2 separate regions of the Mus musculus genome follow, and region 1 is linked to region 2. Evidence: chromatin loops called from intact Hi-C (ENCODE). Cell type or tissue: left cerebral cortex. All regions are shown on one strand. Each heading gives the region's core, and the rest is flanking DNA. Links, peaks and the distances in the headings are about the cores only.

What was found. Peaks named below come from ENCODE experiments on the same cell type or tissue, not always from the same donor. Only the 100,000 strongest peaks of a DNase experiment are listed, where the experiment ranks them.
Region 1: a loop joins it to region 2, with 5 times the contacts of the local background. A loop is called at or near these places in 3 of 42 quality-filtered maps.

The regions. Positions count from the first base shown.
Region 1 is chr1:22,938,648-22,941,557 of GRCm38, forward strand. No RefSeq gene overlaps it. Among named protein-coding and RNA genes, the nearest start is that of Gm7759, 42 kb to the left of the region's middle. In left cerebral cortex, for the core only: no CTCF peak of the experiment used is centred there; a DNase peak (open chromatin) is centred at 1,382.
Region 2 is chr1:22,803,673-22,806,582 of GRCm38, forward strand. Rims1 (regulating synaptic membrane exocytosis 1) reads right to left here and starts at 2,486. Exons shown (of 35, transcript NM_183018.4): 1 at 1,889-2,486. The coding sequence starts at 2,052. In left cerebral cortex, for the core only: no CTCF peak of the experiment used is centred there; DNase peaks (open chromatin) are centred at 696, 706, 859, 1,495 and 2 more places; H3K4me3 peaks cover 2,500 bases; H3K27ac peaks cover 2,500 bases.

The sequences.
Region 1 (2,910 bases), core at 185-2,684, 130 kb after region 2:
CTTTAGGCAGCCATGTTTGAGATTTCATGGGTGTAGCTTCCTTGCCATAGCTAGAAGGAACAATAGTGTAGCATATGTCCTGTACCTTCAGATCTTACACATTTCCCCCTCCCCTTTCATAAAGTTGAGTGAGCCTTAAGCATAGAGGTTACGGTGTGTATGTAATTGGGGGCTTTAGGCACACAATTGTTCTTTGCATTTTGACCACCTCTGGCTTTCTAGAATATATCCATCTGATGATTAAAAAAATCTTCTTCGATGTGGGGTAAAAGTAAGAACAAGGATAAGTATTTAGACTGTGGTTATAAATTATAGTGGTTTGGGGAAATAACAGTAAGAGGTGTTCTTCTAGGTTGCAGGATTTCACCAGCTGTGGGTATAGGCACGAATCCCCACCTATTGTGGTGGTCATTTAGTCCAATTAGGTGGCTGTCAGTTACCCTGTAGAAGTAAGCACCAATATTGTACTTTTAGAGATATCTTGCTGTGCTGATCATTGCTGTGGTTCATAGATTTTTACAGCTGGGTTGGACTATTGATTGGTGCTCTCCACTGGCAGCTTGTGTCTCGTCTTCAGCTAGTCCTTTGAGTAGAATTTCCAAACAGTTCCAGCTTGATCCTCCTCAATGTGGTCACAGTGTATGCTTTCTTCAGAAATAGGATCACACCTTCAAGTTCTGGGAGGCAACCAAAGACAGTGGCATTAACCTATATAATTATGAGTTCCTGTTTAACCCAACCAAACAATAGCTCAAATAAAAAAACTTCCATGCCTGGCACTGGGGTATTTGTAAGATAGTCTTTGGCTCATTTATGTCATATATATATACATGCAAACACATTTACTTATATACACACATTTATACATACATATATATCATATCAGTGAATTATTTGGATAACTGGATATGGATAATTTGGAGTGTTTAAATCTATAGTTACCACATAAAATGTTCCTTAAAGATTTTTTTTAGTACGTGTTAGTATAGTATAGTTAGCAGCATGTTTCATATCCACCCCTTTCTCATAGAATTTGTTGTTATTAGGAAATTAACACAGACAGAAATTATTTTTATTATACACAGTTGAGTAAATGTCGATGAGACTGTGAGATGTTTTGTCACCTTGGAATCTTCAAAGGATCTTTGGTTATTCTAGAATGCTTATCATAATCAAAGCCAATGTAGCCAGAGGCAGCCCGTCAAGGGGAGCAAGCTCAGCCTACGAACCACCATCACACCTCCTCACACCACTCTGACGTTCATTTCCATCCCTTCATTTCCTTCCAGGCTATGTGTGGAGGATGCCCTTCTCTGCTAAGTATGTCTCTGGAGATGCCATACTTTCTCTCCCCCTCATCTCTGATGTCATCCCCAGTGGCTCTAGGGAGTGAGGGAGGAAAATGACTCATCCACCATGCTCCTGAATGGGAACCAAAGTCACAAAAGCCATAGAGATGGTGGCAGCAAAAAGTGCAAGGAGAGTGGAGGAGAAGTGTTAAGAAGGAAGTATTTGCATGTGTTGCCAGATCTCATCCTCTCGGTCCTCATGTCGTTGGACGATGGTGCAATGGAATGAGCAGACATACTTGCTTTGGAGTCAGCTCTGGCTGAGACATCTGACAGAATTCTAAAGCATCAATGAGCCTCTTTGGTTTGGGTTTAGGATTTCTTTCTTTCTTTTTTCTTTTTCTTTTTTAATATAGTGTATCAAGCGGAAAAAAATACCAGAGACTCACATCCAGATAAGATAAGCTTATGCGGAAATTAAAGAATTTCACACGAGGCATCTCCTCGGAGAGTTAGTTGCTTGCTTAGACATACACAGGGCATGCCTCTCTACTGGGCAGGTCTACTGAGAGTAACACAGGGTCGTTTTGATTTGAATTTTTCCTGGCGGTCCTGTGAAGGCTTGATGCCCCAGTATAGGGGAAGGTGAGTGTAGGGAGGTGGGGGCGGGTGGGTGGGTGAGGAGCACCTTCATAGAAGCAGGTTAAGGGGGAGTTGGGTAGTGGGTTTGCAGAGGGGAAACTGGAAAAGTTACATTTGAAATGTAAACAAACAAGATAGTCAATTTAAAAGAGAGAGAGAGTAACACAAAAGCAAACAGGAGAGTCACTAAAGAAAGGAGTATCGGAGCAAAAAGGAAGGAGACAGCACAAAGTGCTCAGCAAATGTCCTGCCTTCCTTAGGGTGGCTGTCCGTACTTAACTCCGAGGTGAACAATGGATTTCTGAGATCAGAACATTCTAGACATGAAACAGGAATTACTTACTTATGCCCCTCGCCCACCCACTCTCCCCAAGTACATATCCTCTGGTTTTCATTTTTGTAGACATACAGGTCATTGACTTCCTGGCAGCAGATCGCTAAGACTTTCTTATTATTACCTATAATCTAATTGCTATGAGTACCACTAAACACGAAGTTAATGATGTTCACGCAACCCAGTACAGCTATAGAAAACAGCTTCACTGGACTGCTGAAAAGAAACCCATCTGCTTGAAAATCCATTCTAGCATAATAAGTAAAAAAACTTGGAAAATGTCACTACCTCTGTCTTTGATGGTGAATCCCCTCTACAAAAGGCTAACTTCATTCATCACTGCTTTCAAGTTCACAAGTGCCTTTTCCCAATCTTGTTTCTACCTTGCTGCATCCACATGTACTAATAATGAGGTGGGAAAATCTTCTATCTTCAGGTAGGTTGGAATGTCAAATGATTGGAAGACACATAGCTTTCGATACTGAGCAATAATATGCTTGTGTGTGTGTGCAGGTGTGCTTGTATGTGTGAGCGTGTGTGTGTGTGTGTGCATATGTGTGTGTTTGTGTGTGTGCATGTATGTGTTTGTGTGTGTGCATGTGTGTGCATTTGTGTGCATGTATGTCTATGCGTGTATGTCTGTGT
Region 2 (2,910 bases), core at 162-2,661:
AATTATACAGTGTCTAGGACAGGTGGCAGGGGCTGCAGTAGTGAGGACAGATGGACCAACAACCTGACAGACAGACAGACAGCAGCACCATTAAGACATCATTACTTCCAGGCTCAGAAGAGGGGAAGCCTGCAGCATGGGGTTGGGGCAGTGTCATTCTTTCACTAGGGACAGGAAGCAGATTAATGAGGGTTCTGCCTCCCTCAAGCTGGCAGGCTTGAAGTATTTGGTTTTTTGTGGTTTTTTTTTTTTTTTTTTTTTTTTGGTTTTCCCCTGGATGAGAAGGAGCAGGGAATTCAGAAACCTGCAGCTCTTATAGAGCCAGGCTAGCTCTGGCCTTCTAAGTTAACAGCCTTTTATTTTCCCAGAGTCTATAATGAAAGAGGAGGAATCACTGAACCCCTACTATTTTGCTGTGGCCTGACAGCCACATCTCTCCCTCAGTATAGCCCTCCCTACTCTACAGCAGTTGCTTTTGCTCAGAGGACCCACAGTCTGTGGTTGCAGCTTTCCCTATGCCTCTCCTGTTAGGCTCAGCTGCACTGAAGAAAAGAAGATGCCTTCCCAGCCAGCACCTTCCCTTCAGGAGGCCATTCTAGGGAGTTTGAGAAAGGCCATGATGGGTGTGCCCTGTGCCCTGGTATCACCCCCTGCTCCCTCTCTAGACTTCCCTGCAACCAGCTAACTCTAGATGCAACAGGTTCCCTTTGGCTCTTCATGTCATTTGCTTGCCCCAAATCCACCTTCTGCATAAGCAGAGGATACCAAGACATTGGTACCAGTCAGGGAGTCTACATTCCACCACCCCAGAGAGGAAAACTTTACTAAAGGGAAGACAGAGTTGAAATCCCCTTCTACTTCACGCCACCGGAGAGGCTAAGAAGCCAAGGCCAGCATGTATGGCAGTCCTTGCAAGCAGTTCTGAAGCAAAGGGTAGTACAGTCTCACAGACTCCTGCACTACCAATAGTCAACCCCATCCCCTCCTCATGCCCAGGAAAATGGGGGCACCAGGCACGGGTCCCCTAAAGGGCTGATGGGTTCTGTAAACAGGGCATGTGTAGATATTTAATCCCCGACTGCTTCCTTTGGGAAATGGGAAGGCCCCAGAGGTCTCTTAGAAGCCAGTAATGAGAAACCCTTATTTTATTTCAGGCCAGAGTTACCAATCAGCTGCTGTCATTACCAAAAAAACTTTGTACTGCCAGTGGCCTTGCATGCGGATAAGAAAATGTGTCTTCATACAGTTATTCTGTGTAGAAGCCTCAGAATCAAAGGTTAAAGGGAAGCTGGGAATGCAGGTTACCAAAGATGGCAACTGCCCAAAAAAGACCCAACCTTTGCATTGTAAAATGAATGAGCACCAAAACAAACACTAAAAATAAGCCTTTTTATTATATAAATACCAGCAAGCACCCTTCACTGTTGTAACTCAGATGTGCTCAACAACTCCAAGGAGGAGCTGCCCTCACCATCTCTACCTCCACCCTTTTCTCCACTCATGCCCTGGTCCCTAATCTGCCCTCAGCCCAGAGCTCCTACCATTGGGTGGGATCAGCTTCACTTGGCGCTGCATATCTCACCCCACGGTGGTCCCCCTGTCCACTCAGTCCTCCTGGGCACTCCTGGCTCAAGCCATCTTCCTGGGGTCCTAGGTTTTTGGCTTTGTGGGGTCCTCTCCTTTCTCCGGACTCCCAGACTTCTACCCTGCTCAATCCCGAGGAGGGGCCCCTAGCCCCAAGGTGGGCACCTCTGCCCTCACCCCTGCTCCCTCGTCAGCCCCTCCCCCACACTCAACCCAGAGGACCTGGTGAGTGAGTAGTGAATGGATGGATGGAGGCACCACCGAGGGATGGATGGCGTGCCCTGGGGGGTTGGGGGGTGCTTACTTGAGCATGGCCTCTTCTTTTTCCTCCTCTTCCTTCTGCCGGTCCATCACTGCCATGATAATGTTCCTCTCCTCCTCGGTCAGGTGGCTCAGGTCGGGCAGTTCTTGCATAGGGGGAGGCACCGTGGGTGGGCGAGGACCTCGGGGCCCCACGGCCGAGGACATTTTTCGTGGCCTGCCCGCCCCCTCGGCTCGCTGGCTCTGGCTCTCACCTTTCGGATTCACGCCCCGCAGCTGCGCCCCTGCTTTCCACGCTCACAGCGAAGCCCTCCCGGCGGCGGCAGCGGCGGCGGCAGCGGCAGCAGCAGCGGAGCCGGGGACAGCGAGGACCCAGTCTCTCATGATGCTCTGCCTCCCGCCGAGCCCGGATGCTGCCTTTGTTTGGGTCGCCCTGGCGAGGCTCGGGGCCGCCTGGCCGCCTCCCGCAGCCCAGCCTCGGCCGGCGGGGGCGGGCAGGCGGAGGCTCGGCGAGAGGGCGAGGGCTGGCGCTGAGCTCCGGAGCACGGCGGCCGGGCGCGGGCTGGGCTGGCGGGCCGGGGGCGGGGCCGGGCCGGGGCCGCCCGACGCTGCTTGCTCGCGGGCTCCGCTGCCTCCAGTTTGGGGCTGCGGGAGGGAGAGGGAGAGTTTGGGTGTCAGTTAGGCGGAGTCTCGGAGCTTCGCTCCCGGGTGATGCTGCTGCTCTCGCAGACATAAGCTGCCAGCCACTCAGTCCCGGAGCCGCTCCGCCCACGGGCACCACCCACCCACTCCCCGGGTCCGAGCCACGCGTGCCCTGGCCATTCCCCCCGCCCCACGCTCGCCGACGTGCATACTCCACTGATCTCTCCCAAGGTACCCCTCACCCTGAGTCATCCTCCCTCTCCCAGGTCCTGGTCCATGTCATCCTCCCCAGCCCTATTTTCCCATGGGTTGCTTTAATCATCTTCATCCTCGCCACAGTCTTCATCATTGATGCTTTTAGAGCACCCACAGGGTTTAGAACAGCAGGATGGTACACCCTCTAGGTCTATTTTCCCCTTCCTG